Regions from separate parts of the Mus musculus genome. Here regions 2 and 3 are each linked to region 1. The links are chromatin loops, found by intact Hi-C in ENCODE. Cell type or tissue: left cerebral cortex. All regions are shown on one strand. Each heading gives the region's core, and the rest is flanking DNA. Links, peaks and the distances in the headings are about the cores only. Region 1 overlaps Dennd1a (DENN/MADD domain containing 1A). Region 2 holds the start of Gm46736 (a long non-coding RNA gene). Region 3 holds the start of Lhx2 (LIM homeobox protein 2).

The links. A loop is a pair of places that touch in the nucleus more often than their neighbours do. Peaks named below come from ENCODE experiments on the same cell type or tissue, not always from the same donor. Only the 100,000 strongest peaks of a DNase experiment are listed, where the experiment ranks them.
Region 2: it touches region 1 in a loop (2.1-fold over the local background); 3 of 42 quality-filtered maps call a loop at or near these places.
Region 3: it touches region 1 in a loop (4-fold over the local background); 3 of 42 quality-filtered maps call a loop at or near these places.

The regions. Positions count from the first base shown.
Region 1 is chr2:38,139,673-38,150,039 of GRCm38, forward strand. The region is part of intron 3 of Dennd1a (DENN/MADD domain containing 1A); the gene reads right to left. Among named protein-coding and RNA genes, the nearest start is that of Dennd1a, 140 kb to the right of the region's middle. In left cerebral cortex, for the core only: no CTCF peak of the experiment used is centred there; DNase peaks (open chromatin) are centred at 4,517 and 4,901; H3K27ac peaks cover 855 bases.
Region 2 is chr2:38,334,565-38,344,931 of GRCm38, forward strand. It overlaps Gm46736 (a long non-coding RNA gene), which reads right to left and starts at 4,646. Exons shown (of 3, transcript XR_001783286.2): 1 at 4,485-4,646; 2 at 2,655-2,764; 3 at 707-1,855. It also overlaps a transcript of Lhx2 not described here. In left cerebral cortex, for the core only: no CTCF peak of the experiment used is centred there; DNase peaks (open chromatin) are centred at 4,576, 4,811, 5,403, 5,775 and 1 more place; H3K4me3 peaks cover 2,503 bases; H3K27ac peaks cover 1,170 bases.
Region 3 is chr2:38,348,699-38,359,065 of GRCm38, forward strand. Lhx2 (LIM homeobox protein 2) reads left to right here and starts at 2,610. Exons shown (of 5, transcript NM_010710.4): 1 at 2,610-3,195; 2 at 4,613-4,815; 3 at 5,751-6,154. The coding sequence starts at 3,076. Gm27197 (a long non-coding RNA gene) reads right to left here and starts at 2,042. Exons shown (of 2, transcript XR_374289.3): 1 at 1-2,042. In left cerebral cortex, for the core only: no CTCF peak of the experiment used is centred there; DNase peaks (open chromatin) are centred at 1,363, 1,808, 2,315, 3,507 and 11 more places; H3K4me3 peaks cover 7,216 bases; H3K27ac peaks cover 6,314 bases.

The DNA.
Region 1 (10,367 bases), core at 1,183-9,182:
TGTTTTTCTCCCCCTCACAAGCTTTTTCAGCCAGCCAGCCTCAGCTCAGCCTCCACTCCTGTAACATAAAGGGGATCTCAGAAATGCAGGGCAGTGGATGAAATGTAAACGACCTCATTGCAAAGGCGGGGGTGGGGAGGACTGTGTGCAGGTTCTCTAGATCAATTCCCAAGTTTATATTTTCATAAATCTTTTTAATATACAGTTTGATTTTTAACATTTTAATGAGCATAAATAAATAAATAAATAAATAAATAAATAAATAAATAAATAAGAATCTATAGTAGCTAGTCACCACAGCTAAAGTGCAGGGCATGAACTAGATCCCAGGAGGGAACCAGTACACCGTGTCACCACTGGCTTTAGGACATTCGCCACCTGGTTCCATGTCCCCAGGTTCCAACTCTTTTCATAATCAAAACACTGCTGACATTATAAACCCCAGATGGGTTTTCTAAAATCCCTCCCAATCAATAGATCCAACACATAACTTATTGGAGACAACACTGAGCTCATTGATTAAGGTGAGTTTGGTAGCAAAGTTTTCAAAATAAATGAGACAAGAAAATAGCAGTCAACCTCTTTGTGTCACCAGACAATTTATGAAATAGGCAATTTTCAAAATGCTTTTCTTTCTAAAGAAATATATGAGTTTTCATGTGAGAAGAAGCAGGAGCGGGGAGGGGAGCAGTCACACAACCCTTTCAGTTATGCATATATTAAGCAGCCAGCTGTATGGGAGCAGGAAAGCAACCTCCACAAAGCTCTGTCCACCAGGAGACCAAGTCAACACAGCCAAGGCAACGGAAATCAGAAATGAACTCAGGGCTAATCTTGGTCCACTCTGGGTTCATCTTACCTAATGGAAAATCTCACCTTAGGTCAGAAAGCCCATCAAGAGAATTTTCCTCACTGTAGAGAAAGAGGGGTATGTTCCAACACTGAGACATTCTCTGAAGAACTAAGTAAAGTTTTATATTTATAATATCTATTATAGAGTCCTATGTGGGAGTAAAGCTTTGAAGACCAAACTCAATGAATTTATCTGAGACTGTTAATCATGAAGTTTCACCGTGTCTCTCTAAATGTAGGCTTTGAAGGGATATGGGTAATCCTGTAACAGACATCCTTTCCTAAGCCAAATACTTTGTTTTCATCTTCAATGAAACCTATAAACAAAAATAACTTCTATTTCGCAGATGAAAACAGCAGTCAGACACAGACATACATACCCCACAAGTAACTACCCTCTGAAGGACAAATGTGCCAGCTGACCTTACAGTGTCTGTCAGTAAAGTACACTGAAATGAGGCATAGCCCCCATAATTAAAAGAAGGGAGGGGGAAAGATGTGCAAGAAAACATCTAAGAAGTATTGTGAATAAATAAATGTATTTTAAAATATATAAAACTACAATTAGCCTTTCAGGGCATCCTAAAAGCTTACAGAGCAGCTGACCATTTACCTTGGGGGAGAGAGGATAAAAAGGAAGGCAGCCAGTGGGAGAACATTTCCTCAGCTTTATATTTAATTTGTTTGTTAATTTCAAAATCATAGGTACATGAGGAAAAGAGAAGCTCAAATTCCTAGCATACTGTGTTCAGATTGGTTTTTAGACGCGTGAGGAAAAGCCGACCTTCCCACTCCTCCAAGCAAGAGCAGCATCACTGACGGCACGGGAAAAACCCAAGCTGAAAGTTACAGAGCACACATGATCCAAACATACAAAAAGCTAACAGGATTTGTACTTTAGGCCATTTCAAGCTAAGGCCAGGGACTCCAAGGAAAAGCTAACAAAGGTTTTTAGTGTTTATGATTAAGAACAGTAAAGCAGAGGCTCCTGGAAGCTTAATTAGCATAAAGTTCAAGGATGTTAATCACAAGTTTCCTAACTGTAAAATCAGTAAATAAAATTTTATTTTTCAATAGAAGCATCAAATTAAATTCAAGATCCATACCATGGTTAAAATCTCTTATTTTTCATCTCCCAGTGAGAAAAAGAGGCTTTGAATAAGGGGTTTCACAGAATGGTCTTTCAACATGAACATGAAAGCCAGGTCAGTTTTTAGCAACACTGCTCAAATGCGCTGTGCTAATGTTCTCTTTTAGGAATATTCAATATTTACTCCCAGCTTACTTTTTATAAATTTTAGTTTTTAGCAATACATGTAATTTTGAATTATACCTAACATTAGAATCAATGTGGTAATGTAAAGATAACATTAGAATCAAGTAAATTCATCATAACCTATAAGTGTATCATGCAATTTCTTTCATATAATCTTTTTTTTAAATTCATGCTGGGACCAAGCCCATAGCCTTGGCATTTCAAGTGAGTACTCTACCAGAGAATGACCTTCCTAATATTCTAAACATATGTTAACTTTTTACATACACTATCAAAGACTTTTAAAGATCCACGTTTGCACAATAGTGTATGACCTCAAGTTCAAAGTAAAAAAAAAAAATCCATGTTTTTTAAAAAAACAAATTTAGTTTAACATCTTTCCTTTCATCCAACTAACCCCTGCAGACAGTTATTCTGTGGTCACAGTGTTAAAGAGCATCCTCGATTTCAAAAGTTTATCTAACCAACTTTAAACTCCACAGCAAAGAGTTAAAAACCAGAGAGGCCTGTGCCAAATGCCAATACAATTTTTAGGGCTGGTGTCAAACAGTTCCAAAGTAAACAAATGATTTGGTTACCATTTCATACAATTCACATTTTGTGACATCAGTGGTACAGAAATAGACTTCACTTTACCCTTCTAAACTGTTTTAGCTTGATCGTTTCCTTAATCATTTATATTCCTGTTATCTGAGCAAGTGTGTTACCAACAATTCTAAAAGGAAAGGGAAAAGGTCTCAAGTCAGCAAATACCAAAGCAACAGGGTAGATGCAGTAAAACTACAAACACAATTTCCCCCAAGAAGTTATTTGCCCTCAGGAAAATACTATTTAGAGAAAGGAAGAAAGAGAGAGAGAGAGAAAGAGAGAGAGAGAGAGAGAGAGAGAGAGAGAGAGAGAGAGAGAGAGAGAGAGAGAGAGAGAGAGAGAGAGAAATGAAGGAAAAAGAGCACTGATAAAATACTATTTTGTAAGCATATTAAAAGCTGTCAGCTTTTAAATATTTTAAATGCACACAAAAATGTGCACAGATGGGCATCTTTTCTGCTCACATTAGTCTAGAAAAAAAAATCTTTCATTATCAAGCTCAAAGTCCTTGAATTTTTTAAACTTAATTGTGCCTCTATTTCTTAGAATTCACACCCCAAGGCCAAAGCTTTCCTGCCACCAGTCCTTCAAATCTGACTTGGACATTACACGGGAGGAGGCTCCAAGCCTCCCTGAGGTCTCACTCCTTTTACAACACACGAAAAAGCAGTCGATAATGGGCCCATGCTGAATTCACTGCTCCCCACGTCTCCTCTTGGGACACAAGCCTAGCAGATGTGATAAAAACTGTGTCAGAGAAGTGGCTCTAGTTTGTGCCTTAATGACAACTTAAACCTCTACACCAATACAACCAAGAGATGAACAGAGCTGCCTGTTACCTCTCTCTGCTGCCAATCTTCCAATACCTTGGAACTAAATTAGCGCCTCTCCCCACAACTTCCCCTGCCACCCCTCAAAACCTATTCTAATTTTAAAAGATAAATGAGTTCAGAAAACACACTGGTGGCACAAGTGTCTGGGTGCTGTGTGTGTGGATGTCCTATAATTAAACGCTGACACATATTTCATAGAGTTTGTATTTTCTCAAGGTATGATTGAACATTCAGATGTCATAAAAGACTGCCTACTAAACTCCCTCTGATCACCACCCCAGTACCCATATTCACATATACCGCTGGGAGATTTACAGCCTCCAAAAAAAAAAATGCTTCAAGGTCTAAAGATTATTTTTAAACATGTTCAAACATAAGAGAGGTGATATTCCAAGTTAATGAAACATTCTAATTATTAAAATTTATACAGGACAATTTCTTAAACCATAGGCGGTTATACTTTTCTTTTAACTCATAAGAACTCTTTGTCTTATCTAATGATATGGTACCATAAAAATCTATTTAAATGTGTACCTCTGATAACATTTTCTAAATTCTATAATTCAGCCTTCAGATGATGGGTCTTTTAACCCAGTATCTTGAAAGCCTATTCAGCCACAATTGCATACCCACTTAATCAGCAATCATTGTTCTGGGATGTGGGACTTTGTTGTCAAGACAAGCACCAAAACCTTTAAAAAAAAATTTTTTTTTTTTTCAGAACTGGCATAAGAAAAAAGTGATCTTTGTCAGACAAGGACAAATTTATGCAAATCTTTTATAAACATTCACAAACATTTATTTAGCTTTTGAAATGTTGGCCTCATTTGAGAGCATGAAAATGAGGGGGAAGTAGAAAAACGCAAAGGACAGCTTAGAAGCTGGCACGCTACATAAATATTCAGAAGGAAGATTATAGGATTCATGTTAGGCTGTCTTAGGCTTCTCCAAAGTCCACATAGAATAGCAAAGAACAAAACTAACGAGAAGTGCAGCAGATGTTAGACAATGCATCGGCCTCTTTTCCTCTCTCACTTGGCTATACTTGGACGCTTTTATATTTCCTTTCAATATGGTTAGGTCATTCAAGGATTCTCCTATAGACTCTGTATTGTGGCTACAGATCTATAAGCTGGGGGTCTGTCAGCTTTCCAAAAGTTTCCAATGAAAAGGCATTATGCAAATTCTACCTCTCTTACCCTCTTTCAGGGGGGAAAAAAGCCTCCAGTATGCAGTCATCAGAGTATTGGAAGCCCCAGCCTTCATTTCTGTATGGCTGTGTTTGCCTCAGGGCCACGCTGCTTGTTTTGACAGTGGATCCCCCTAGATAGTTGGGATTAGTCGAGCTTGTTTGGATAAACTTGAAATCAAGGCCTTCTCTAGGTAGACAGCTAGATGTAGCTACCGAGTTTCCAGCTGCCTCCTCCTTTCATCCCCAAACAACTGCAGATTCACAGTAGCTATCACAGCCACAGGCTATGTCACATACATAAGTACAAAATTAAAGGCTGCTAAAAGAAGCCTTTGTAAGTCTTAGTGCTAAAATAAGGAATCTGTACTGCTTGGTTTATACAAATTATTCTAGCACTACCAGTATGGAACTGAACCTATCAGTTAACAAGGCATGTTAATCAAGGCTCCTAGCTTATTCTGATAGACAGGATCATGGTTTAGTATTCACCTAACCTCCACTTATTAGCTCTTACATGAGGATAATAGCTGAAAATGTTGAAAAGGAAATAGCAGTCTTTATTTATCCAGTGCCAGGGAATGTTAGAAAGATACCATCAACAAACACTGCAAGCAGAAAACAGGAATCAAAGTGTAAATATTAGACCTGCTTTGGAAAGAGTATTATTTAGGAATGATTAAACAGGGTTCCACTGCACAGCCATCTCTATTTCACAACTAATATTTCTCCAATCTTATAATGAAAGGAGGACAGGAGGAGGAGTTAGGACTGAGGAAACTTACAGTCAGAACACACTGATGGCATTCTGTTACTGAGACAGAAGGCAGGTGATATGAAACACTAGCAAAATAAGAAAACTATGTAAGAGGTTTCCTAAAATCTAGCATTCAATATTTTACACTTTTTTAATCTCTTCAAAAGGCTAGCAAAATATAAGAAAATAATTCAACCTCATATATATGTTTAATTTACTTTAGTTTCAACACACACAAACTAGCAATTACCTGTGGCTGCTTGCGACCAGCAAAGGCTTTTCTAGAACATTTTCTAGATTTTTTTCTGTGACCCATAATGTTTGTAAGTCCTTTTCCCTTACAATGTCAACTCACACAAGGCAGCTTTCAATCAAATCTTTCACTCATCATCATGTATTCTCAGGAGTCAGCAGCTTAGGTCACTATTTCAAAGAGAAGCCCTAAGTACTGAAGCTATTCTAAAGCTCATTGTCATGGGCTTCATTTCTTGGATAACTTACAACATAAAGATCTGTTTAAGAACATACCACTTTTTCTCTAAAAGCCTGCAGCAAATATCCCAGGGCTTGGGATCAGTTACACTTTCTAGCACATAGTCTACTTTTAAAACTACTAAAAAGGGTCAAAAGGAAAACAATAACGTAATTTGAAAGTGACATTAAAAAAAAAAAAAAAGCAGCACCAGCACATTCCCACAGCCAGGCGTGGTAGTACACACTTGCAACCCTAGTACTCAGGAAGCCGAGGCACAAGGATCGCAAACTTGAGAAAAAACAAAACAAAACAAAACAAAACAAAACTAAGCTACACAGTGAGGCACTGTCTCAAAACACCACTGCCAACACACCTACCCACCTAATCACTCCAACATACACATTTTTTTTTAAAAAAAGTATTACTGAAAACACTAGTGCCAGGTTTCTAGTCAGAATCTGACCAGCTGACTACAGTGAGCAAACCTGAGTAAAATGCCAGCCATACAAAACTGAAGAGGCGAATGAGGAGAAAGAGGAAAAAGAAGAACAAGAGGAGGAGGAGGGTGAAAAAAGAAAACAGGAGAGAGAGAGATAATGAGAACTAATATTACAAAGACTCAGCAGTATCCCAAACTCTAGAAACCCTAAGACAATGATTATTAACCTGTGGGTCATGACCTCTTTGGGGATCAAATAATCCTTTCACAGGGGTCACATATCCTGCATATCAGATATACATAATGAGTCAAACAGTAACAAAATTATAGTTATGAAATAGCAATGAATTCATTTTATAGTGAACAGTTAGTTACCACAACATGAGAATTGTATTACAGGGTCACAGCATTAGAAAAGCTGAGAAGCACTTTCCTAGGAGGTAAAAGGACATTGTTAACCATACTGGTTCCATGGTGAACCGGCAATCACATGTGACAGTTGCTAAGTGGCCAAATGTCTACTAAAGGCCTTTAAATCAGAAAACTTCTTAAAATATACAACAAAACTGTAAGATTCTTTTTCAACACCTAGCATTCACAAATGTTTTGTGGCTGGACCTATCATAAAAGCATTTCCTCCTTTCCTTCACAATCCCCAAGTGAGGTCCATGGCTTTTCTAAGCCAACAATTCCACAGTCTATGAATTTGTCACCGTCTTTCCACTTGAGATTCATTCTGTTTGTAATTACTTCTGAAGCAGCATTAGAGGAGGGGAACTGTTTTCCTAATGCCCCACTCACTACTCTGTCCTATTCCATTACTTGTCCAATGTTCTGTTAGATGAAGAAAGTGGACAGCCTACTTCTTGGACCCCTCTCAAACCCTTTTCCATTTAATCCATTTCCTGGGACTTTCACTTTCTTCCCTCTTTGCAGCCTCCTCTACCTACGCTGTAGCTTCCACAGGTAAATTAGTAGGCTCAGTCCTCTGTTCTGGAAAGCCTCCCCAGTTCTAGGCCCAATTTCAACATGTCAAAGATCCAGGCTTACCACCTATACAACTCTGACCCATTCCATCTGAACAAGAAAGGTTCTTGGAGTACCACTGATTCTTTCTGGGGGTAGATGATCTATTTGTGTGACTAAGATTCAAACACTCACCATGGCTGTTGGATTTCAAGATAACTTATGAAGAAACACCTTAAGGTCCCCGAAACCTTTAAAAGTGTTTGAAAATATGGCAGAGAGTAAAGCAGCCCCTAAAATCAGGTCAGATCTACTTTAAGACCATCTTAGAAAGAAATGGCAATATTTTCCTAAGTGTATCACTTAAGCATGTTGCTGAACAGGTTATTTAGTAGCAAACAATGTGCTACAAACTAGGAATGAGACAGACACCAGGTATGGTGTGACCCTTATCCACATGGAATGTAAGATCTAACTGAAGAGAGAGGCTAATGAAATAAATGCATGGATAGATCATTTAAACTGCACAGGAGCTGAGAGAAAAGAATGGAAAGCTCTAAACAAAACAGCAAAGTTTATGTATATTCTGATTTTCATATCTGAATTTAGACATAAGGGTCATGAATAACTTCTCAGAAAGTGACAGAGTGAGAGAAGCTCAAGGAGTGAGCAGAAATTCACAAGGCAAGAATGGGGAAGACATAGAAAGAGGGAGGCAAGAGCAGCAGCAGGAGCAAAGGCTACTGAGCAAGAGATCCCAGGACATGAGCTTTCAGGAAGCCTGGCAAGAAAAGAGGGAATGTAAAAACAAACGGATGGGTTGGCACAGGTCACAGCCCAAGGGATCCTATGTCCTGGAAGGTAGTGTTGACCTCATGCACTGGGACTCACTGGAGAGTGTAGGGCCTTTTGCATCCCACCTACACATAACTTTTCAACTCAGACCCATTCTCAGCCCATACAGGCTCTAGGCACTTCCTGTCTCTTGAGTTACTATAACAATCAGTGAATATAGCTGCAAATCCAGAGACTTGAATTTACTAGAAAATCAAGTGTTAAAAGTTAAAATTTATACATGACATCAAAAATGAAATAAATGGAGAAGACTATTCAAGCCAATATGTGTATTAGTAGTTTATATTGTTTATCACTCATGTCTAAGAATATGGATTATATAGATAATTTCAAAGATTATACTGGTATAAAGTATAAATTTTATCTGAGTATGGAACCAGCATATCTAAACTTTGGTTTTTTTTTTTTCTCATATGCCAGTGGTTATTTGTTTTTTGGGAGGTATGTAAGTGGCTACTACAAAGAAACTGAGACTCAGATCCTATATTAAAAGTTCTACCTATGTTCAATGAGTCTATTACTAATCCCATAAAGAAGTTATCCTCTTGTAGATGAATTCGACCTTGAACATGAATAAAATTAGCTTCATATAGACTGGTGGAGGAACAGAAGGCACTGTGCATCTCATACCTTGATTAGCATTCTGTCTCCCCAGTTTCAAATACATAAGATAGCTACAGCATGCTCACTGAAGCTAAAGCCTGTCACCTACCTTACTTTCTAGTTGCAACTGTGGAATTAAAGATTTATGCTAAAGGGTCTTACAAAGGAGCAAACTTACTCCTCTACCATACTTGTGTTTCCGTGTAATAAATAGCCTAGGATGCTTACAAGTTTTAGGTTACATGCTGTGGTATACCAGAGTTAAAAGAAAGAGAGAATAGCTTGTCTGGAAGACAAAGATAGAGTGACTAGTTCACCTAGCTGACTTGAGATGAGAAACTGAAAAAGAATGTTGGAAAGCTTAGTTTTCAATCACCTGATGTCAGGCTCATCATCTAAATTATTTCTTTGCATTCTAGGTCTTAATACAATTTCAGATATCATCACCTTCATATGGAGCATCAAAATCTTCTCTTCTTATCAGTGAGTGCATATTAACTGACTCACTGATAACTGGATATTACCCAGAAACTTAGAATACTCAAGATACAATTTGCAAAACACACAAAAATCAAGAAGAAGGAAGACCAACATGTGGATACTTCGCCCCTTCTTAGAATAGGGAACAAAATACCCATGGAAGGAGTTACAGAGACAATTTGGAGCTAAGACAAAAGGATAGACCATCCAGAGACTACCCCACAGGGGGGGGGGGGGGCGGGGAATCCGTCCCATAATCAGCCACCAAACGCAGACACTATTGCACATGCCAGCAAGATTTTGCTAACAGGACCCTGTTATAGTTGTCTCATGTGAGGCTATGCCAGTGCCTGGCAAATACAGAAGTGGATGCTCACAGTCATCTATTGGATGGAACACAGGGTCCCCGGTGGAGGAGCTAGAGAAAGTACCCAAGGAGCTGAAGGGGTCTGCAACTCGATAGGTAAAACAACAATATGAACTAACCAGTACTCCCAGAGTCCGTGTCTCTAGCTGCATATGTAGCAGAAGATGGCCTAGTCGGCCATCACTGGGAAGAGAGGCCCCTTGGTCTTGCAAACTTTATATGTCCCAGTACAGGGGAACGAAGGGCCAAGAAGTGGGAGTGGGTGGGTAGGGGAGCAGGGCGGAGGGAAGGTACAGTGGACTTTCGGGATAGCATTTGAAATGTAATGAAGAAAATATCTAATAAAAAAATTGAAAAAAGTAAATAATTATTAATAGCTAACTAACTGAGTAAATTAAATTTAAAAAAAAAAAAAACTTCTCTGTGTTTTATTTCCCTTGTGTTACAAATGGAGATTTCGAGATTTCTTTTTTTTTTTTTTTTTCCAAGACAGGGTTTCTCTGTGTAGCCCTAGCTGTCCTGAAACTCACTCTGTAGACCAGGCTGGCCTTCAACCCAGAAATACACCTGTCTCTGCCTCCCAAGTGCTGGGATTTAAGGCGTGAGCCACCACTGCCTGGCACAAATGGAGATTTCATAAATTTTTTATTTGTCCTATCTTGCTTAAATTTTAGACTGATGGGTCAC
Region 2 (10,367 bases), core at 1,495-9,494, 200 kb after region 1:
TTTTTTTTTTTTTTTTTTTTTTTTTTTTTTTTTAAAGATTTATTTATTTATTATATGTAAGTACACTGTAGCTGTCTTCAGACACACCAGAAGAGGGAGTCAGATCTCATTACGGATGGTTGTGAGCCACCATGTGGTTGCTGGGATTTGAACTTCTGACCTTCGGAAGAGCAGTCGGGTGCTCTTACCCACTGAGCCATCTCACCAGCCCCAACATGAACTCTTTTAAGCTGGACATGATGACATATGTCTGTTACCCTGTCTGTATTTAGAAGAATGAAGGATTGTGAGGATGAGGCCAGACCGAGCTACATAGCAAGGCCCTATAGATAGATAGACACTAGATAGATAGATCCTTATGGTAAGCATATGCAGTCACTTCTATTATTAAATGTGACTTAAAGATGAGGAAACTAGGGCACAGCAACACTAGAGCTAATTCTTCAGTGTATTTCCTATGAAAAGCTCAAGGCTAAGCACAAGTTAGATATTTAAAAGACAAAACAATGTGTGTGGTGCATTGGTAGAGTGTTGCCTAGCATATACAAGGCCTTGGTTTGACCCCAGCACCCACACAGAACCAAAAAAAAATTTAATGTTTTTCAGGTTGGCTCCTCTGTCTGTTTGCAGTCTCAGAGGAGGTGTCTGCATCTTTAGAGTTTTCCACTTTTCAACTTCTGGGGACTGAAAAAAGGGTGTGGTCAAGGCAACATAGGGGGTTTTCAATGCAAGCTGGCCTCTCTCTGGTTCTGCTGTCATATCCACATGCCTTGAGGAAAGGCCCCAGTATAGGGCCTCTGTGAGGTATATGCTCCTGTCTCTTCACTTAGGGATCCTTAGCATCCCTCTGTGGTCTCATCCCCAGAAGTCAGGTGCCTGCCTGGACTCCTGAGGACTCTGGGATTTTGAGACTTCCTGAGCTCTGTCTCCATTTGCCTCCATTTGTGCAGAGCCACCTGCTTCTTTCCTCCCCTCACTCCCAGGGAGTACAGGGGATGCCTCAGTTTCTCTTTCTTCTCATGGTCCTTTCTATTTCCATTTCTTTCTTTCTCCTAGACTCCATCTGCCTGTCCTTCTTCTCTACTACATCCCCTGGGGTGTGTCTTTCTCTGTGTCCTTGGCAGAGCTGTTGTCTGTCTGTCTCTCAACTCAACTTGCTCTTTTCATGGTTACCTGGCATGTCCAGGAATGAGCACGGGATTTCTTGCTGCCTTAACAGAATGAGAGAATCCTTCTGTGGCAGGGCAGCTTCTGAGCCCTTCTACCCATGACATCCCTCCTGAGAGCTACCCACTAGCTCCCATTGCTCCTTAGAGCCCCTTTGCCCAACCAGGGGGCAAGAACCCTTAGGGCCACATTGGCAGGGTGTCTGTCTGTTGCCCCAAGGACCAGGTCTCTGTGGCTTCTCTTAATGAACCAGCCTTCGGTGGCACATTCATTATTCCTGTTCAGTCGCTTCGAGTCAAAACTGATTAGTTACACTTACCGTCGCAAGATGTAATGATTTTATTGTTTATCTTCAATTTATTTTGATTAACATCTCCGTTCTTTTCATTGCAAGTGCAATTAGGTGCAATCTAACAGCGACTACTTTAATTTTGTTGAAATTAAGATGAATAAGTGACGGCTTATGGTGCTTTGTTTAACAAATAAATCATAGTTAAGAGGAGTGTATTAGTAATAAATGGGGGGGGGGAGACAGCTTAATTAAAATTCACGGAGCCAGCCTCTTGATGAACATCCAAAAACCAAATCTGGATTCCAAAAATCAGAAGAAGCTGAGGGTTAGAAAGACCCTTGCTGCCTCTGGACATGAGGATCAGAAGATGACAGACTGATCCCGGTTTTGAAGCTGCTGCTGAGAAAAAAAAACACGCAGAATATTATGATCCTCCTAAGAAGGTCCCACTTTGTTTCTAGGGGAAACTAGGAAGAAGCAGATGTGGGGCGGGGGAAAAGAGGCCCTATCACCCACTAAGAAACCAAGGGCAGTCCACATCCTGATTCCCTTCTGGAGACCACTATAAGCAGGGGACAGGTCCCCGCCCCCATCTGTGTGTACGGGGAGGGCCAGGTCACCCAGCCTGGGGAGTCCCTCCAAAGCCCAGACCCCAGGGCAAGTGAGCTCTCCTCCCCGCTGGGCTGAGAGGGACTTCCCCATCTCTTGATTTGGAAACAAAGTGCAGAAAGTCAGCCCTGGAAAGTTTCCCCGTGTGAAGTTTAAAAGCGCCTGTGCCGGAGAGGCCGGCTTTGAAGCAGCTCGCGGGCCCCTCGGCAGGCTCCTGCGAGTCAGAGGGCCGGCCTTGCCTCAGATCCGCCGTGCCTGCCTCCGCAGGGCTGGGAAATGGGAATTGTTTTTAAGTTGAAAAATTACTTGCTAAAGGAGCTAACTCCTTTACCACCGCCCTTCTTTTGTTCTCAGCTGTCTCCTTCTTCGCTCTGCCTTCTCTTTCTTTGCTTCTTCCTTTTAGCGGAAAAAGAACCAGCAGGCCCGAGTTCAAACCCTAGAACAGGCCGTGTGACTCTGGGCCAGGGGGGTTCACCTTTCTGGACCCTAGCCGTTTATCAGAAAAGGGATGGTAACCGTGCCCAAGAGGCAGGGACGACTTGAAGACCGGCAGGTTACTGCAGGAAAGTGCCTGACACCTACTTACCTGGCACAGAAGAGCTCCAGAACTCTATAGACCTTTCTGCCTGCTGCTTGCTTCTCCACAGGTCTCCTGCTCCGGGGCTCATTTGAGTTCTGCTTTCTTCTCTCAACGCTCTGAATGGAAGGAAGCTTTATTTTGTTTCCATCCTCCCAGTAGGTGTTACTGAGTGTCTGCCTTGCACTGGGTGTGTGCTACTCTCTGGTAAGTAAACCAATTCTCAAGACAGGCTTACCCTCAGATAACTTCCAGTCTCAAGCACTCTATGAGACTTCCTCATAGATGTCCTGTGTTCCAAAGTGTCTATAATTGTTTTTGTGAGTGCAGGAACAATGGCCAATGCATAGCCTGGCACACAGCAGAGGATCCCTGGCCATTGGTACAGCTCCTATGTGCCTGACTTGATGACACAGAGAACTAACCCTGAATATGTACTCTTAGGATGGTCACTTGGGTAGAGAAAGTGGTGGCACCTTGAGATAGAGAGTGTTTGAGATAGGCCGGTGGAGAACTAGAAAGACTAAAGGCAAAAGTATGTCTTTGCCTAGACCTGGCTTCTTCCAGTACAGAAACATGAAACCGTGACTGAACTGGTAGATTAATATGAGTAGTTCCCACCACTGAGGTCCAGAGTTCTACAGATGCATTGGGCCTGCCCCCTCAGCCTGGATCACTTCTTCAGCCCCATTCTCCTCCCACACACCCCAGTCTCGCTGGGGGCATTCTGGCCTTGGCGATTCTGTCTCTGCGCATTCCACAGCTTTCCCCCATTCCTTTAGTAACCCCTTCTAGTTGACTACATTCTACTCTACCCCCTCAGGTCTCTGCTTTTATGATCACACCTTGAGAAAGTCCTTCCTGATCCCATCCCACTTCCAAACCACTTTCCCAGAATACTTGATCTCACCACACTCATCTGCTATCATGATATGCAGTATCCCTGCATGTCAGCCTGCCTCCCCAACTAGAAGCCAGGGCATAAAGCAGAAACCATCCCTGCTTGTGAATTGCCGTCTCTCCCAAAGAACCTGAATAAAAGCTAGGGCAGAGTGGAAACCTCCATGGACTGACACTTTAGACAAACCACGAATAATCTAACTCACAACTCTGAAAGGAAAACTGGCAATTGTTTCTATTTCCTAGACCCAAGAAGCAAGCTTGGAGTGGTGTTTCCTGCCCAAGTAAGTGATCTTGAACTCACTACTGTTTGACTCTGAAGACTCAGTCTAGGAAACACCTCTTGGTGCTTAAAAGCCAATCATGGGGCCTAGTAAGGAAAATCCAGCAGGTGACCACCTGGGATATCAGACCCAGCTCTGGACTGTGCCCAACCAAAATCTGGAGTAGGCATTAAGAAACCACAGTCACGATTCAGGAGAGGCTTTGGAGACCCCAGAAGAAATCACCCTTGACACTCCCTGCTAAATTGGTCTCAGGGTGCCTTGGTCGCCAAGCAGCTGCCACTGTGGCTGCTGCATTTGCAAATGTGTGAGGTTCAGAAGGGGATCCAGAGCCACTGGCACATCCTGCTTCCATACCCTGCTTCACAACCTTCCTTATTTATTAGCCTGTATTAAAGATAATGAAACTGCAACGGGGTAGGGGGTGTGTGACTTGTCCGAAGTCCCAGGGCAGGGAAACGACTTGAGTTGAATTCTGGGGACCTCTGCTTCAAACAGGAATAGGAAAGAACAACCAATCTTTCTGAGCAGAGGGAAAAAGGGGTAGTGAGTGGCAGGGGACCGACGGGGCGGGGGGGGGGGGGCGTAGAAATGAGAGGGAGGGAGAAAATGGTGAGAATGAGCGAGGAGCGAGGGGTAAGAGAGGCAGCCCCACCTTGGGAAAGAGAGGCGCAGCAAGGAAGAGCTGGAGACGCAGGGAGGGATCCGGGGAGGACAGCAGACAAGAAGATCGACAGACACCGGGGATGGAGGGAGACGGAGGGGGGCGGGCCGAGCCAAACGGGGAGCGGAGCGGGCGAAGCCAGTGACGGGGCGGGAGCGGGGGCGGGGGTGGGTGGCAGCGAGGAGCCCAGCGGGCGCGGGACGGCGGCGGGCGGGGCGCCCAGGCCAGGACGCTGCGGCGCGGTCGCCTCCTCCCGGCGCTCCCGCCAGCCCGGCCGCCCCCGCCCGCGCCCGCAGCCTAATGACCGCGGCCGGCCCTAGCCCACTGGAGGCGACCGTCAGCTGGCAGCTCGGGGCTCACGGGGACCGCGTGCCGCAGTCAGGGTGGCAACTCCCGGGACTCCACGGACCCTGATTGATTTGTCAGCTCAGGCGAGCCAGCAGCCACTCCGATCCCTGAGCGGCCCGGACTCCCGGGCCGGCCCCTCAGGCTGGAGCGCCCTACTGGCCCCAGGAGGGAGCCCCTGGTCCCCCGACCCGCGCCCCGGCGCCCCTCCCCGGCCCCCTGCGGGCATCGCCAGGCCCCAGGGCTGCCATCCGCCCCGTCCCCTCCTCAGGGCACCGTGCCAGCCCCTCCAGCGTTCACCCTGCTGCTGCCCCCCAGTCCCGCACCGCTGCCCCCTGCGCCCTGGCCCTGGCCCGGGGCCGCCCGCAGAGCCGGCCACACCCGCTGCCGAGGGCTCACGAAGGTAAGAGGCGCCGGGACTGGGAGGGCTGCGCGTAGGGCACGGGGCTGGGCCACCGCGGGCACCCGCAGGTCGTCACTGAAGCTGCGGCTGCCACCCAGCCTGGAACTTGCAAGGGCCGGTCAGGGATATGAGATGAATTGTGGATTGAGACCCTAGAAGGAACTGGGTAATAGTTACCAGTCTTCCAGTCCTGGGCGAGGAGAGTCTGGCTTTTGGATACGGAGTTCTAGTATCCATTTCTTTTAAGGAATTCTCTCTCACTATCCTCTTTCAGTCTCTAAACATCATTTCCTGATGTCTCTTTAGAGGAATCATCCCATTTCATCCCCTTTTCCTGAACAAGAAATAGGTTTCTATTCGTCTTCCCAAACAAGCCTATTTTCTCTTTCAATTTAGAAGAGGTTGTTCCCTCTTTCTCACTCCTCAATTTACAAAGATTTTCTCTCTACCCACAATTTACAACCATCGAAGTCCAGTAGCACCCTCCCATTGAAGGAGCTTTTCTGTTGTCCCTTTCCCCCACTTAATTATGTGCAGTTCTTTAACTCAGGACAGGAGACCTGGTGTTTTTACTGGTGTGGAGGCAACGCAGAGATACTTCTCACTCAAAGCTGGGTACCACAAGTCCATCTCTGCCAGAGCGAAGACAGCTGCCCAGTCCCAGTCAGGTGCATGAGTATTTGTTTCCAAGGGGCAAGAAGGAAAGACCTTACCCTCGAACAAAGAATTAAGGCTAAGGGAGACTATTTTAGCATCTTCCATGGTAGAAGACTCTCAGCCTCTGAACAGGGGGTCACATCTCGCTTTCCTCCTGCACCTCCTTAACTTTAAAGTACTTTAATGAACACACAGAGAGAAATCATTTGTTTTTCACTGCGTGGTGAGCAGTCTACAAAGAGAAATAGGAAAGGAGGGAGAAAGCCTTAACTCTGATCCCCGCAATTAGTTCCCTGGGATGAGGGGGGAGCAACCCGGGAGCCTCAGTTCTTCAGACACAAAAGCATTTAGATCGCTTTAGACCGGTTAATCCTGAGTCTGGCTCGGGTCTCTTTTGTTTCCCAACTCCATTGTGGGTTTTGTGCAGTTTCTCTCTGTTCGAGTGATTGACTAGCCAATGGATGGTAATTATCCAAATGTCCCCTCTGTCCTTTGACTGACTTCTCTGTATTATGGGCAACTGTCATGCATTCTGTCATTCCATATCATATTACACGTATTATCATATGAAGTCCTCCTCCTTTAAAGGAGGGAGCCTTGGCCCAGATGCTGCTGCTTTTAGAAGGAAGGGCCCCCGAATAATTTGTGCTGGGCACAGTGTGCAATACAGGACAGGGGACTCCGGAGATGGGAGGTTCTGCAGGTAATTTTTTTTTCCTAGCTGGGGGTAGGGGTGGTCTCTGGGGTTAAGGTTCTAAGGACTTGTGCTGGGAACTTGGAGTAGGTTTACCAGATGTATTTTTTGGATCAGATCTCTAGAGTTATTTGAATGGGTCTGTAGGTTCCCTTATGGAGAAACTTAGAATCAGTTCTTTGAGCCCTGGATATGAGAAAATTCTATATAACTGGTTCCTTTTGGGGTAACCTATATCATAGTGGTACATGCTCAGGAAACCAGCCCTTGGGATTCTAAAATGCACTTTGTACCTGTGACCCTTTACAGGACAAGTCCTTGGACCCTTGCCCCAGTTTGCTGCCAAGCAGATTGGGTATTGAGGAACCCAGATGTATATATTTCATACTACCACATACTAATACTAAAGCTTTGAGAAGAAACCAGCATTTTTTTTTTTTTTTGGCAATGCTTTTGCACAGTAAACTTAGTGCCCCTTGGTGCAATTGTGTGTGCCATCACTTAAGAGGAAGGCAGGATTTATAACAAGAAGGCTTTGCAGACAGAGACTCTGGGGTCCTCTGAATCTGTGGGCAGAAGTAAGCCTTTCTTCTGCTAAAATGTGAAAAAAGTATTTTATTATTGCAATGGATATGAAGTGCTGCCCAGATGTACAGTCTCGCAGTCAATTACCTTGTTCTTCATCAAATATATGAGCATTAATTCTCCAGGAAGGAGGTGTGTGTGTGTGTGTGTGTGTGTGTGTGTGTGTGTGTGTGTGTGTGTGTTTCTTTCTCCCTCTCCCTCCTCTCTCTCTCTCTCTCTCTCTCTCTCTCTCTCTCTCTCTCTGTGTGTGTGTGTGTGTGTGTGTGTGTGTGTAAATGAATGGATAGATGAATGCAGGAGAGAGAACAACTCACATTCTTTTTAAGACCACAGGCAGACTATTTTATGGGAAGCTTGATATACTGCAATAGATGCTTTGAATTTTTCAATGATCAAATATACATGATCAAGCTGTGCATGTTAGGGTGGCGAGGTGTGCTGACGGTCAATGGTTATTGATCAGGCTGTTAAGTATTTCTGCTCAGTTTTAGAAATAAAGATAGATCCCAGATGATTTAAAGAATTGGATAACTAAGATACTAGCATTTGGTTTCTTTGGCAAAGAGAAATGAATGGCTGGTCAACTGAAAACATCCCTACCACTGTTTAACACCCATCTGAAAAGAAAGAAAGAAAGACCTTAGAAAATGAGAATTTTATTGCAGACATGTTCAAAAAACGATGTAAAAATATTCCAAATATCTTATCTGTAGTCTTCCCAGAGCAACCACTTTACTTGACCCAGCCTTGTTCACAGGCTCAGAGTTTACATCTGTCTGCATGGCCATTCATCTGTCACACACACACACACACACACACACACACACACACACACACATACACACACACCACAATTTTGCAACCAGTTTTGACCCACGCTGATTCACAACTGAAGAGATGCAGAGGGAACCATTTCTTGGGGTAGGATCTAAAGTCCTCCACCCATTCTGCTTAGGAACCAAGCTAACTGGCCACATGGCTTTCCCCCAATTAACTAATTTCTCATTAATCTAAAGATCTATTTAGAAGGTGTGGAGGGGGTGGAAGATAGAGGTTTAAAGATAATCTCTAATTGGTCTGGAAAATTTAGTCCATGATACCTAGAAACACCCCCTCCCTTTTCCTTCTTTCATCCCCATCTCTCTGGCTCCTTTTCCTATGTCTTTTCTCATTTTTCCTTCTAGAAATTAAAAGGTGAACTTGAAATGAAGGAGTTGCATTTCATCAGACACTGGGGTGGGGGGGGAAGGAAGTGAAAGTGAACTTTTAAATTTTTATTGTTAATAGCAATCTTATTCATAACCATCCAATTAGCTATTTTGTAAGAGACTCATATTCAGGAAAATCACCTCTCACGCAGATTGTGAAACTTAAGCATACAGACAGAATTGATAGTTGAGATTTATTTCAATACCTTAAAAAGACAGAATGTAGAGTTTTAGATATTTTTCTATTTGCAAAACATTCTTTTCAGCTATGTGCACCTCACCAGAGGAGCTCAGACATCCCTATTGACAAATCCTCCCTTGAGATGGAACCAAAATTGCCCCCCCCCCTCTCTCTCTCAAAAGAAAAAAAGTAGATCCATCCTGAAATGGATGAATCTGCTCTGATTGGGTGGACATGCCCTTTCACCTTATTGTGTCTGACCTATCACTTAATTAATCTCTCCCAGATGCAGAGCTGTTGACAATGCCAACGATAAGCAGTATTTGGAACAAAGCAGGAAGCTTTTAAAAGAACAAGCCACAGTGAGGTTTGAGGCTCTTAAAGATGTGTAAATCATCAGCTTTGGAAAGCCGAGTTTGTTAGAACATAGCTGAATGTCAGAAATGGTCCCATGTTTGCTGGAAACTTCCTGTGCCTTTCTTAAGCCACTGATGTCTATGTAGATTCATTTTCTGCCTCTCCCCTCTCTGTTCCTGCCTCACTTTCTTCTGCCTGTCCCTCTGTCTAGACTCAGACTCTCCCTGGCTAGTTTCCTAAAAACTGCCCTTTGCTTCTTAGCCTTGTATTGGGCTCTTCAGATCCTTTTTATACCATTAGAGCTATCAAGGTGGTCAGCTTCAGAGGCTTTGAGTGACAAAATATTGACCGCATTGGCTAGTACCTATGAACAAGTGTGCTGGAGGCACCTTGGTGACATGCAGGGGATAGTACATTAATTAAACAACTTGCTAATTGCTGTTTAAGTTACTATATAGAGAAAATAAAATGGGTTTATAAAAGATGACAATTTGAGGAATTCATAATTTTTTGCTGAAAAGGTTGTTCAAAAACAGGTCCCAGAAACTGCTTTTACTTGTCATCAACTATTCAGCCAAGCTTCAGTTAATGGTAATATATGGTCTGGGACCTTAGCTGGGCCTGACTGATGGAAGATCTTTGTTGAGTCTGGTGCAGGTGGCACTGTTTAATAAGCAAGGGAAGAGTGGGTAATGTAGTGCTTGCACAGAGAAGTAAATGCAAAATAGATCGCTCTAATTATGGCTGCCCACAGAAATGGATGCAAGCTGAACTGGTCAACTGATTGGGAAGTTTCAAACAGATCCAATTGTCCAGTGCCTTTACCCCACCCCCTCCCCTCCTCCTCCTCCTCCTCCCCTTCCTCCTCCTCCCCTTCCTCCTCTTCCTCTCTTCCTCCTCCTCTTCCTTTTTTTTTTCTTATTCACTTTTGAGGGCTGATACAGTTGTTTGAAAGTCAATTTGGAAGAGCTTGTATGACTCCAAACAAGCACAAATTAAAAACCTGAGTCTGCCAACCTACCAATGTCTGCCTTAACTGTCTAGGACCCCTTTATTGGAGGGTCAACGTCAGTGATAGTACGGGGCCATCTGAATACCTCTTCCTGCCAGAGATCCCCACAAGCTCATTGAAGACTAGTTTTCATATTTCATTGCAAAGTGTCAGAGATTTGTTTTTGTTTTGTTTTGTTTGAATCTCTTTATGCTTGAGAAAAAATGAGTCTATAGGAAATCAAAGTGTGAATACTTAAGCAAACAGAATTTCCCATATACCTGCAAGGGCTCTAATGATTTCCATTCATGCAAAGATAATCAATGGGACATTAGTTGTTTTAATTAATGGAAGAATTAAAAAAAATGTTGGGGGAGGGGGTGCCTAGAGGCTGGGCTTTAGCTGAAGCATCTGTGGGAAATGACTCATTTCTCACCTAAAGAGACAATGGCA
Region 3 (10,367 bases), core at 922-8,921, 210 kb after region 1:
CTGTGTAAATGTCACTCACGTGTCAGGATCTGTGTTTACAGCCTGTTCCTCGCCTTGCCTAGTCTCCCAGGACAGGGCAAAGCGACGTCTCCCAATGATTAACAAACTTAGCGGCCTCTGAACCCTGGGCCGGGGTGCCCAGATGCCTCCCCGCGGCGGGATATGAGCTTGAGCCTCCAATAGACACTATTGCGTCCTAACCAGATGCGAGGAATAAATAGAGAAGTGCCCCATGGGGATCCCAACAGCCGGAAAGTTGAGGCCAAGGATGGGTGGGGACTGCCGGTCAGAGAGGTGGGTACCGAGTGGTGTACATCTCTTTATGGGTATAATTCCCTACCCTCTGGGCAGCTTTTAACAAGAATCACCAAGTATCCCCTCCCCAGCTCTGAAGGCAGCCCCTTGAGTCCAGCCAGCACCAAGGACATCACCCCAGGCTTCCTACAAAGTTTCCTGCCCCTTGAACAACCTCCAGACCAACACTGGTGACTCCCAGATTCAATTTTCATTTCCTACTTTCTTTGAGAAAAGAAAAAACCCCACAAAACTGTCCCAGATACCCCAGTATAACGTGCTAATATATTCCTAGAGTTGATCGTGGGCCAGCGTCTATGTGGGCACTGAAGGACTGTCTGTGTGGTTGCACATGCACATGCCTGTCTTTAGATTGATGGTCTCTCCCTAAAGTTAGAGCATCTTTACACATGCAGTGTGTACATACACATGCATAACTTAAAGAGTTTTTGCAAATACACCTGATAGGAGCTCACAGAAGATCAAGTAGGCTCGCCTTAGCACACAAGTGTTAGTCCTGGATGTTCAGATGCCTCCTCCGTATGATGCCCACCTGTATACCTCCTGTACTGTTGTGCTGGTTATTAACAAAGATAAAATTCGTGCTGGCTGTATTTTTGCCAAAAAGAGACGAGCATGAACATTTTCACACATGGGCACGAGCTTAGGCAACACCAGTGCAACACCTACTTGTGAGCAAAAGTTATGTACACTATGTAAAAAGTATGACTTCATGCTGCCTCAACTGTGTGTCCTGTGAGATAAACTACAGAGGTCCTGGCTTCCCTTTAATTGTGCCAGGCAAGCAGACATTTCAGACTTCATTTCTCCCCACTATCACATGGAAAGAAAGCAACTTGTAAAACGGACCTAGAAAGGAGTTTCAGTAACTGTCTTGCCCTTTTTCTTTTTCACCCCAAATCACATTTTCTTTTCTTTTTTTCTTCTTCCCGAATCCCTTCCTGTTCCACCAGACACCTAGCCATTGCCCCGGGTTCAGCCACGAGACTCAGGGCTGGCAGTTGGGATTTGCTGGGCAGGCCATGTTATTGTTAGTTCTTGTGCAACCAGGTGGCAGGGTGGGTCCAGAGTGGGAGAGCTAGTGGGATGGAGTACCCCATAGGAAGGAAGAGAATAGGCCTCTGGTCTTTAAGAACTGCCAAGTATATCCCGGAGTGAGAAGATCCAAATAGGAAAAGAAAAAGAGGGAGCGATTAAGAAATTCGCTGAGTGCCTACTATGCTCTATATATTTTCCACTCATTTCTTTCATCACACCCAAACACCTAAAAGGAGGGGGCCTTCTTGTTTCCCTTTGAGAAAGTCAAACATTGTAAAGGAGGTTGAGTCACTGTCTCCGGATCACACTGCACGTACATGGGAGAGAGCTATGGACTCCTTGTTTCTTTTTCTGAGTTCCTAAAGACATGCCTCCAGACTGCAGAGCTTTGGAGAAATCCAGGAGCTACACGCCTGGCAGTATAGTCCCTAGCTCACTTGAAGAGAGGATATGCTGGCCGGCCCGCTACCCTTGGGAGTCATTGCTCTGGTGGCACTTGCGCCTGGTCCCCGGGAGGGCTGCGCTGCTAAACGCAGCGCAGAGAGTAGCGCCCCAGACCGAAGCCCAGATGGGCGGGAAGCAGCCGAAGGCTCTTGAAACAGTACTCCTGGTCTGTCTTCTCTGCCCCTCCTCAACCCCAGGTTCCAGAGGCCAAGGGGGAGAATGGAGACTTCCTCAAGCATCCTTTGGCAGCGCTTTTTTAGGACAGAGACTCCAGGAAAGGTTTAATTTTTCTTCCTGAAGAAACACAGGAAACTGTTCGCAGCCTAGAAAACTCCAAACCCCGCGCTCTCCCTTCTCCCTCCCTTGCGCCTCCTCCTCCAGCCTCGCCCACCAGCTCCCACCACCTCCTCTCTCCGCTCCTCTCCTCCTCTAGCCTTTCCCCTCCCTTTGGGTCTCCCGCCTTCCCGGAGCACGCGCTGCCAAGGCCTGGGGCGGCGGGCGGCCAATGGCACGGCGGCAGGACGTGATGTCAGGCGCGGCTGTAGAAAAGGCGCGGAGGCTTGCGCTGGCGCGGACTGCAGAGCCGAGGCTGAGCTCGGCGCGCGCTTGGGTAGCGTTGCGCGCGGCTGGGCCCGCGGCCGTCGGCTCCTCCTCCCACTCTGCTCCTCCTCCTTTTTCCTCCTCCTCCACCTCCTCCGCCGCCGCCTCCTCCTCCTCTTCCTCCTCCTCCTCTTCAATTCTCCCAGTGGCTCGGCTCAGCTCGCAGGCTTCGCGGAGACCCCCTACTCCAGTTCGCCTTTGGTTGGGAACACACCCCGGGGGGAAGAGACGTGCAGGCATCTGGGCCGCCGCGGGCACCTAGCTGTTCCTGGGTGAACCCCGACTGCAGCCACCGCCGCCTGGGGCAGAGTTTGCGCCCCTGATTTGCGCCCTGGGCGCCAGAACCCAGCTAGCGATGCCTGCGGCGTGAAAGCGCCCACAGCGGGCGCCGACCTCTGCCCTGGTCTCCCGCCCCCACCTCACCCCCTGCCCTTGTGACCCTGGCTTCGGCGCCGCCGTCCAGGCGCCCCGCGATGTAGCTGCCCCCACGCCTCGGCGGGAGGCGTCCTGGCCCGCAGGCGCCCGCGGCCCGGAGCCCAGCCTGGGGGCGCAGCCGAGCTCGGGCGGGGCCGGGGCCGCGGTGGCGATGCACTGGGCCGGTTAACGCCGGGAGCGCCAGGCAGCTGAGGCGGGGGGCAAGCCCTTCCTCGGGGCAGCCGCATCCCCGGTCCCGCCGCGATGCTGTTCCACAGTCTGTCGGGCCCCGAGGTGCACGGGGTCATCGACGAGATGGACCGCAGGGCCAAGAGCGAGGCTCCGGCCATCAGCTCCGCCATCGACCGCGGCGACACGGAGACGGTAGGCGCGCGGCTGTGGAGTTGGGGCTGAGAGCTGGGACCTGGCGGGGCCAGCCAGCGCCTCTGTTCCCCGAACTTTAGGTAGAGTCCTCCGAGACGCACGGGACCAAGGCTGGGGAATCCTCGGACAGGGTGCAAGGCCCGGGGCACCAGACTCAGGGGAAACTCAGCTGCTAGAGAGGAGGAGGGAGTCAAGGTTGAAACCCAGATCTGGACTGCGAGGGTGGAGGAGAACGTTGTTCTAGAAGTGGAAGGGGAGTGGAAGTGGAGGCCACTCTCTTCTCTCCGCTCCCGGAGGCGCTCCGGTCCACAGACCTGACTCTCCACTACTTTGCTCCTGGTGCTGGCGCCGACGCCTCGGGAAAAGGGAGAACCGGTGGAAGCCCTAGCTGGTTTGAATCGCTTTCAGTCTTCTGGCAGTCTGGGATTCTCTCCTTAGCTCAGTTTCAGGGCCCTGCGACATCTGGGCCAGCACTTTCCGTTGATCGTGACCCGTGTTCCTAACTGGCTAGATTTGGCCAGGCAATGGTTCGGAGTTCAGTCACCGGCCTGGCTTCTGCGGAAGGAGACTCCATTAGGTTCTCTGTACCTGGCTCTGCTGTCCCGGCCCCAAATAGCCTCCCCCGGGGCCAGACTAGCAGACGCTGCCTAAGCAGCGGCTGCAGTGACCTTTAGAGACCGAGGAGGTGGGAAGCCTGGCCCGAGTTTCTCCCTTCTAGAGCCACAGCTCCGTGACCTCCGGGTTTCCCCTAAGCCTTTCTTTCCGGATAAACCTCCGCTGCTCAGTTTTATTAGGAAAAAAATTTCACATGGGCCTGCCTTGCACCCTCCTGGAAGGTCGCCCTGTATCCCACTTAACCTACTCGCAAGACCCAAGCGGGAACCAGAAGTTGCTGGACTTGCCCTGGGCTGAACCTTTGGTCTAAGGATCAAGAGGCTACTGAGGCTTGGGGCCAGGAACCCTGCTGCCTCTGAAGAGGAGTACCGGTGGAGGAAGACTTTTAATACTCACCTTACTTTACTGTCTTGGTTCTTTTCTGAGGCCCAGCACCTTTAATAAACACTTTGAGGAATTCCCTTGGAGAGCTTGGGGGAAGAGACCCCTCTGTCCCAATACTTAACCGCTGTGAGGATATCCTGGGGCAAGGGCACGAGGGCAGGAATAGGGAGACCTAAGGCCTGAGAACAACTTAGAACTGTAAAGTGTTGCTGCAGCGGCTTGGCTCGGTGGTTGCCTGGAGCTGAGCTGTGCAGCTTGGGCCTGGTAGATGGAGAAAATGGGCTGCCCAGTTAGACCGTCCTCTAGGCGGATTCAGATATAACCAGGGCCAGGGAAGGAGCTCAGGGAGAGTTTTCTTGGTGGGAGCATAGCTGTAGGCTGTCCCTTATGGCAGTGTTCTGTCTTTCTCCTTTTGTAGACCATGCCGTCCATCAGCAGTGACCGGGCAGCGTTGTGTGCTGGCTGTGGGGGCAAGATCTCTGACCGCTACTACCTGCTGGCAGTAGACAAGCAATGGCACATGCGCTGCCTCAAGTGCTGTGAATGCAAGCTCAACCTGGAGTCGGAACTCACCTGCTTCAGCAAGGATGGCAGCATCTACTGCAAAGAAGACTACTACAGGTAGATCCTACCCAGACCCTGCCCATTGGCCTTCAGGGACCCACACCTTCCACCTCCTTGGCTTTCACTCCCAGTCCAGGTTGCCCCACCCAAGACCCTTCTTCTCCAAGCCAGCACCCACCAAAATTTGGTGACAACTTTCTAAATTAGCAATTCGGGGCACCCTTGGAAAGAATCATGAAGTGTAGGAACAGAAAAACCAATGTTACCCTCCTTTCTGAGTTTAGGGTGCTTAAAAAGTCAGCCTGGGTGGGTGGGGTCTTCATGCTACTTTCCCTTTTGAAGTTTCTTGACTCAACCAGAGGAGACAGAAATAAGACACCCCAAACTCTGGCAGCCTGGCTGACGTGAGAGCACATTGGAGGGGGAGCTAGAATAGTTCAGCAGCTTGGGGTCTTTGGGGTTGGGGGTGAGGCCTATAGTAAAAGGTGGCCAGGGTTAAAAAGTAAGGGCCACGGTCGTCTTTCTCTTCCCCAGCCTTAGAGTTAGGGTCTATTTATAGATTCTCTCTGTGTGTCTCTATCTCTATTTCTCTCTTTTCCCATCTCTGTTTCTTCCAAATTACAGCGGTGTGTAGAATTCCCAGGTGCTGGTCTAGAGGGAAGGGGCAAAGGTTGAGGAAGGGGTAAGTGAGGGAGTTGCTCCCCATTCTAAGTAAAGTCTTTCTTAAGACTTGCTCAGATCCTGAATAAAGTAGACTTTCCTGTGGGTGTGAAGATGGCTAAGGAAAACTATTTCAGGCAGGGCCAGGCCTGGGTTAAAATCTAGTTCCCTCCTCACTAACCCTCTAACTGGAGTCCAGGCTGTCTGTCTTGAGGAGGGGACCCCACCCCACTCCCCAGTGACAGCAACAGCACCTGGAGGAGGGGTATAGGGATATGGGGGGGATACCCAACCATTTGTCCCCACAGCCCCTCCCTCCATGGTCCCCACAGGCGGTTCTCTGTGCAGCGCTGCGCCCGCTGCCACCTGGGCATCTCGGCCTCAGAGATGGTGATGCGCGCTCGGGACTTGGTTTATCACCTCAACTGCTTCACATGCACAACGTGTAACAAGATGCTGACGACCGGCGACCATTTCGGCATGAAGGACAGCCTGGTCTATTGCCGCTTGCACTTCGAGGCTCTGCTGCAGGGCGAATACCCAGCACACTTTAACCATGCCGACGTGGCAGCGGCGGCAGCCGCAGCCGCAGCAGCTAAGAGTGCAGGATTGGGCTCAGCCGGGGCTAATCCGCTGGGTCTTCCCTACTACAACGGCGTGGGCACTGTGCAAAAGGGGAGGCCGAGAAAGCGCAAGAGTCCAGGACCCGGGGCAGATCTGGCAGCTTACAACGCCGGTGAGTGCAAGACCGTCTGAAGCCTTGGCGGTGTCGCGGGAAAGATTTCAGTGTGCTTGTTGTACAGTGGGTACCTACGCACCAGTGTTCTGATAGAAAGGGCTTTAGCACTCTGGCTTCCAGTCCGTGCTCCTTCGGTTGAAGCAAGCATTAGGAGAGAATGCATTAGTTCATTGGTGATCCAGGTGCAGGACCTTGTCGCTGAGAAATTGTATTTTGGAGTTGCCTTTGGTTTGCCTCACCGGCTTTGCTGTGCAGAAAGTGCGGGGGGGAGGGGGTTGTGCGGGGGAGAAAGGCGGTGCCGACACCAAACAGGCTCGGAGTGGCCGAGGGTGGGGAGACCAACAGCTCTAGGCAGCGAGGGTCCCAAGAGAAAAGGTTGGCAGTGGCCGAGAGCACCATTGGGTTTGGCTTGCAGCCCGGTTATATGGAATGTCCCCAGGGCCACAGGCTTGGATCTGTTACTAGCAAGGGCTATGGGTCCTTCTGTCCAGCCGGATCTTCAGGCACCCGGCACCTCCAGGTCTCGGGGATTTCCCTTCCCCTCCTAGCAAGCAGCTCTACCAAAGACACTGGAGCTGGAGGGTCCTCACAGTAGGCTGTGAGGGGCTCAATTCGCATTTCTTTGTCGTCCGGGGGGCTTTCCAGCGGACTCCCACACCATCCTGGCTCTGAACAGTTGCGAAGGTTCTGAGGCCCAGCAACATCTGCCCGAAGTCTGCAGGGCCAGGAAAGGTTTAGGACTCGCCTGGCTTTTTAGTTTAGTTTAGTTTATTTGTAGTCGTTTCCTCTCTTAAGTTTGTAACAACAAATCCGATGCTCAATTTTTTTTTCTTCTCCTTTTCCCCCTAGGGTAAATCACAAGATGGGGGGGGGGGGGTTGGAAAACCAAAACAAACCAAGGTTGTAGATCGGCTATGGGTCAAAGCAGAAATTAGGTTCTTTAGGATTTTAAATAGTCTGAACTGCATGCGAAGGGAAATGTGGGCTAGTAGAGGAGGTCCTTTTTCGGTCCAACGAAATTTCGGGATAGAGGGTCCTGGGACCTACTAGGGAAGGGAAAAATGCAACCCCCGGTTGGATAAGTGATAAAGTGGTGGTTGGTTCAGCGATTTAAAATTTGGCAAAAGTACTACTAAAGATAACGTTCCTTAGAGCTCACCCACTAGCCTTAAAATACAGTAGATTCGGTCCAGGCCCATTTCTCCCCAAACCAAGTGGCCTCTTATTTATCAGCTGGGTCAGCTTCCTTAAGAAAGAGGTGAGGTGGGGTCTGCTCCCGGGTATCTGGTGTGTAGGGAGTTTTCTTGGACGCACCAGGTTGGCACCCGGTTTGTGACTGAGCAAAAAGAGGGTGAGAGGTTTCGGGATTTATTTTTGCTTTTTGTTGATCAGTCTTGTCCTTCCCAGGAGGCAGCGGGAAGATGTGGCTGGTAGCTGAGTTCCGGAGAGGCCCCTCTGCTACCTCATTTTTCTCTTTGGGCCCCACACTCATTCCAGTCTTTTCTGTTCTGTTCTTTCCGCCTCTGTGTTTCTCGGTTTGTCTGCTCCAATTGCGTGTGTGGGTCTCGGCCTTATCCCGCCTGGACTCAGTCCTGGGAGGAACGGCGCTCGGGCCCACAGGCAGTAGCTGTGCGGCTCAGTTTTTCGGGGCTCCCGGGACTAAGTTGTTTGCCCGGCGTAGCCAGACTTCCCTAGATCTTTCTTTCCGCCTCCTCCTTCACCTCCCAGCGCCCGCAGGAGAGAAATGGCTGCACTGTGGGCCTTGGGATATCTGGGGTTGGAACATGGGACCCAGAGAGTTGAGCGTGAGGCTGTGGGCTCTGTGTGCGTGCTCGTGGAAGAAGGCTTCGGATTGCGAGGACACCAGTTTGCGTGTGTAAGCGCCCTGTACCCAGGGGCCAGACACACGGACACTTTGCAAATCGGCTGGGGGCGCGGGGGAGGGGGAGGGCTGTCCTATCGAGGGAGGTAGATCTGGACGCTTGGTAGGAAGGGGAGTAGCGGGTGTGTGGGTGTGGGTGTCCCTGGGCCCGGGGCTTCTGGAAGAGTGACCCAGGCCTCAGGTCTTAGGGTCGTAAAGTTCTTCCGGGGCGAGAGCTGTGGCCGCCCGCCTCCCACGGACCCTCTGGTCTTGGCGCGCTGACCTCGCTCCAGAGGCAGGATGCAAATCTCCCCGAAACCCGAGCGGGGCTGCAGGTCAGCTTGGGGCTCATGATCGGTGGTCGGAGCCCGCGAGGGGCCCCGGACATGCACTTTGCGGAGCTATTTGCGCGCCACAGCCGCGGGAGTCTTGAGGAGATCGGCTGGCCGGCTCGGCCTCCCTGAGCCCCAGCTTTGTGTGTGTGTGTGTGTGTGTGTGTGTGTGTGTGTGTGTGTGTGTGTGTGTGTGCCTGGCTGCGTAATTACTGATTTGATTCCAATCCATTATTTAGACAATTGAACCTACAGTCTCGTCTTTAGTAAAATGAGGCGAAGTCAGATTTGATTACAGGTTCAGTCCCAGCGACAAGAGCTCGAAACCCGATGGGTTAATAACAGATCACGAGTAAATTATTCATGATTTTACGAGCTCTTTAGCTCCATTGAATCGGCCTAATTGAGAGGAAAAGGGGGGGGAGAAAGCCCTGGTCCTCCCCACTTCTCTCAGCCCCCTCGCTCCTCCCCAGAACTGATCTTGGGGAATCCCCACACGGCCCCGGGCTTTAGGGGCGCGAGTGAGGGGGGTCTGGGTATCGGCGCCTCCTCCACCATCCTGGCTCCTCCAGGTCCAGCTCCAGCTGCAACCCCGGCCTTCACGCCCGCCCGGCGGGGCCTCGGCCGGGTCACCTAGGGCTCCCAAGCTCTTTCCTCCTGGCTCGACTTCCTAGCCAGTAGACGTTTGGAAAAGTCTTCTCCATAGGGTCCTTGTCTCCTTGAGCCCAGGATTAGTTCTGTCACGAGGACTCCCCACCACACATCCCCTTTATTTCCGAGACTCTCCATACTCTCCATTCAGCTCCCTTTCCCCCCCCCACTGCCCCCACCCCGCTTTCCCGTTCTCCTGGTTGCCAGTTCTCTAGCTTTCTACCTCTGTCGTCTCTCCCACCCCCACTCCTCCTCGGTACCACCTTCCCCCATAGTAGGCCGCTCTCAGGGCACCTCCCTTGGGCCTACAGGGCGCCAGGGTCCCCACGGAGCTCATTAACAGCAGTGAGGCCCAGGTGGGGGCTGGGCAGAGGGATGAGCCCAGAGATTCCCCCTGGGGGAGGCCTGCCCCAACCCGGCAGAACTGGGGGCTGGGAGAAAGAGGAGGGTCCATTCCCTGTGCTGTTTAGTGCTGCTGGCTCTCAGGAGTGGTAGTCTGATCCCCCTTTAAATTCTTCACGCTGAATGTTCTGGATGGGGTATCTGGATGCTTTGGTACACGTGGATACAAACTGATATAAGGTCGTTCCTGATTTACAGCTCAGGTTTTGAAGTAGGAACCATTGAGGCAGTGGCTTTTGGGTAAGGGTAAGGGGGGGTCCCCAGAGAGGGCTTTCTAAGTAGTGGTGTCGGGATAGCCACTTAATTCTGAATTTTGGGCAAAATTTTAAAAGTATCCTAAGCAGCATATAAATGTTAGATAAAATTTTAGTTTCCTTTGGGTCCGTGCAATCTTTTGAGACATGTGATGGTTGATGGTAAAAAAAAATGATCTGTTGTTTATCAGAAAATCAAATCTAACTGGGCACTGTTTACATTTATTTGCTAATTTTGGCACCTCTATTTCTAGGCATGGACTATGTTGAAAGATACCTTTCAGTCTGTAAAGATGGGGTGATTGGGATGCATGTCCTCTTCAGCTGAGCAGTTATTGACACCCAAAGTTTCTAACCCTTTCCCAACCATGACTCCTCCACAAACCCTAGTAAAACCCCTTGGGATGGGGATAGACTCCCTAAAGAGTCAGGCTTTCTCGCCTCTCCCAGAGGCGTTGTAGCAGGAAACAGGAGGGGGGCTCCAGTGTTGACTCAGGGCTCAGCCTTTACCAGAGTGTGAGAGTGGCTTCCTTTCCTTGGCTTTATTTTCTTCCTCTAAAACGGGAACCTTAGTGGTGGGACAGACATAAAGCCAGAGCCTAAGGTGGGAGTCAAAGATAAGTTGCAATCTTCCTCCAACTTCTTTCCCTCCCAGTCTACAGTCTACAGACTGCTCTCTCTCCCGAGGATGGATAAGCTTCTTATAGCTT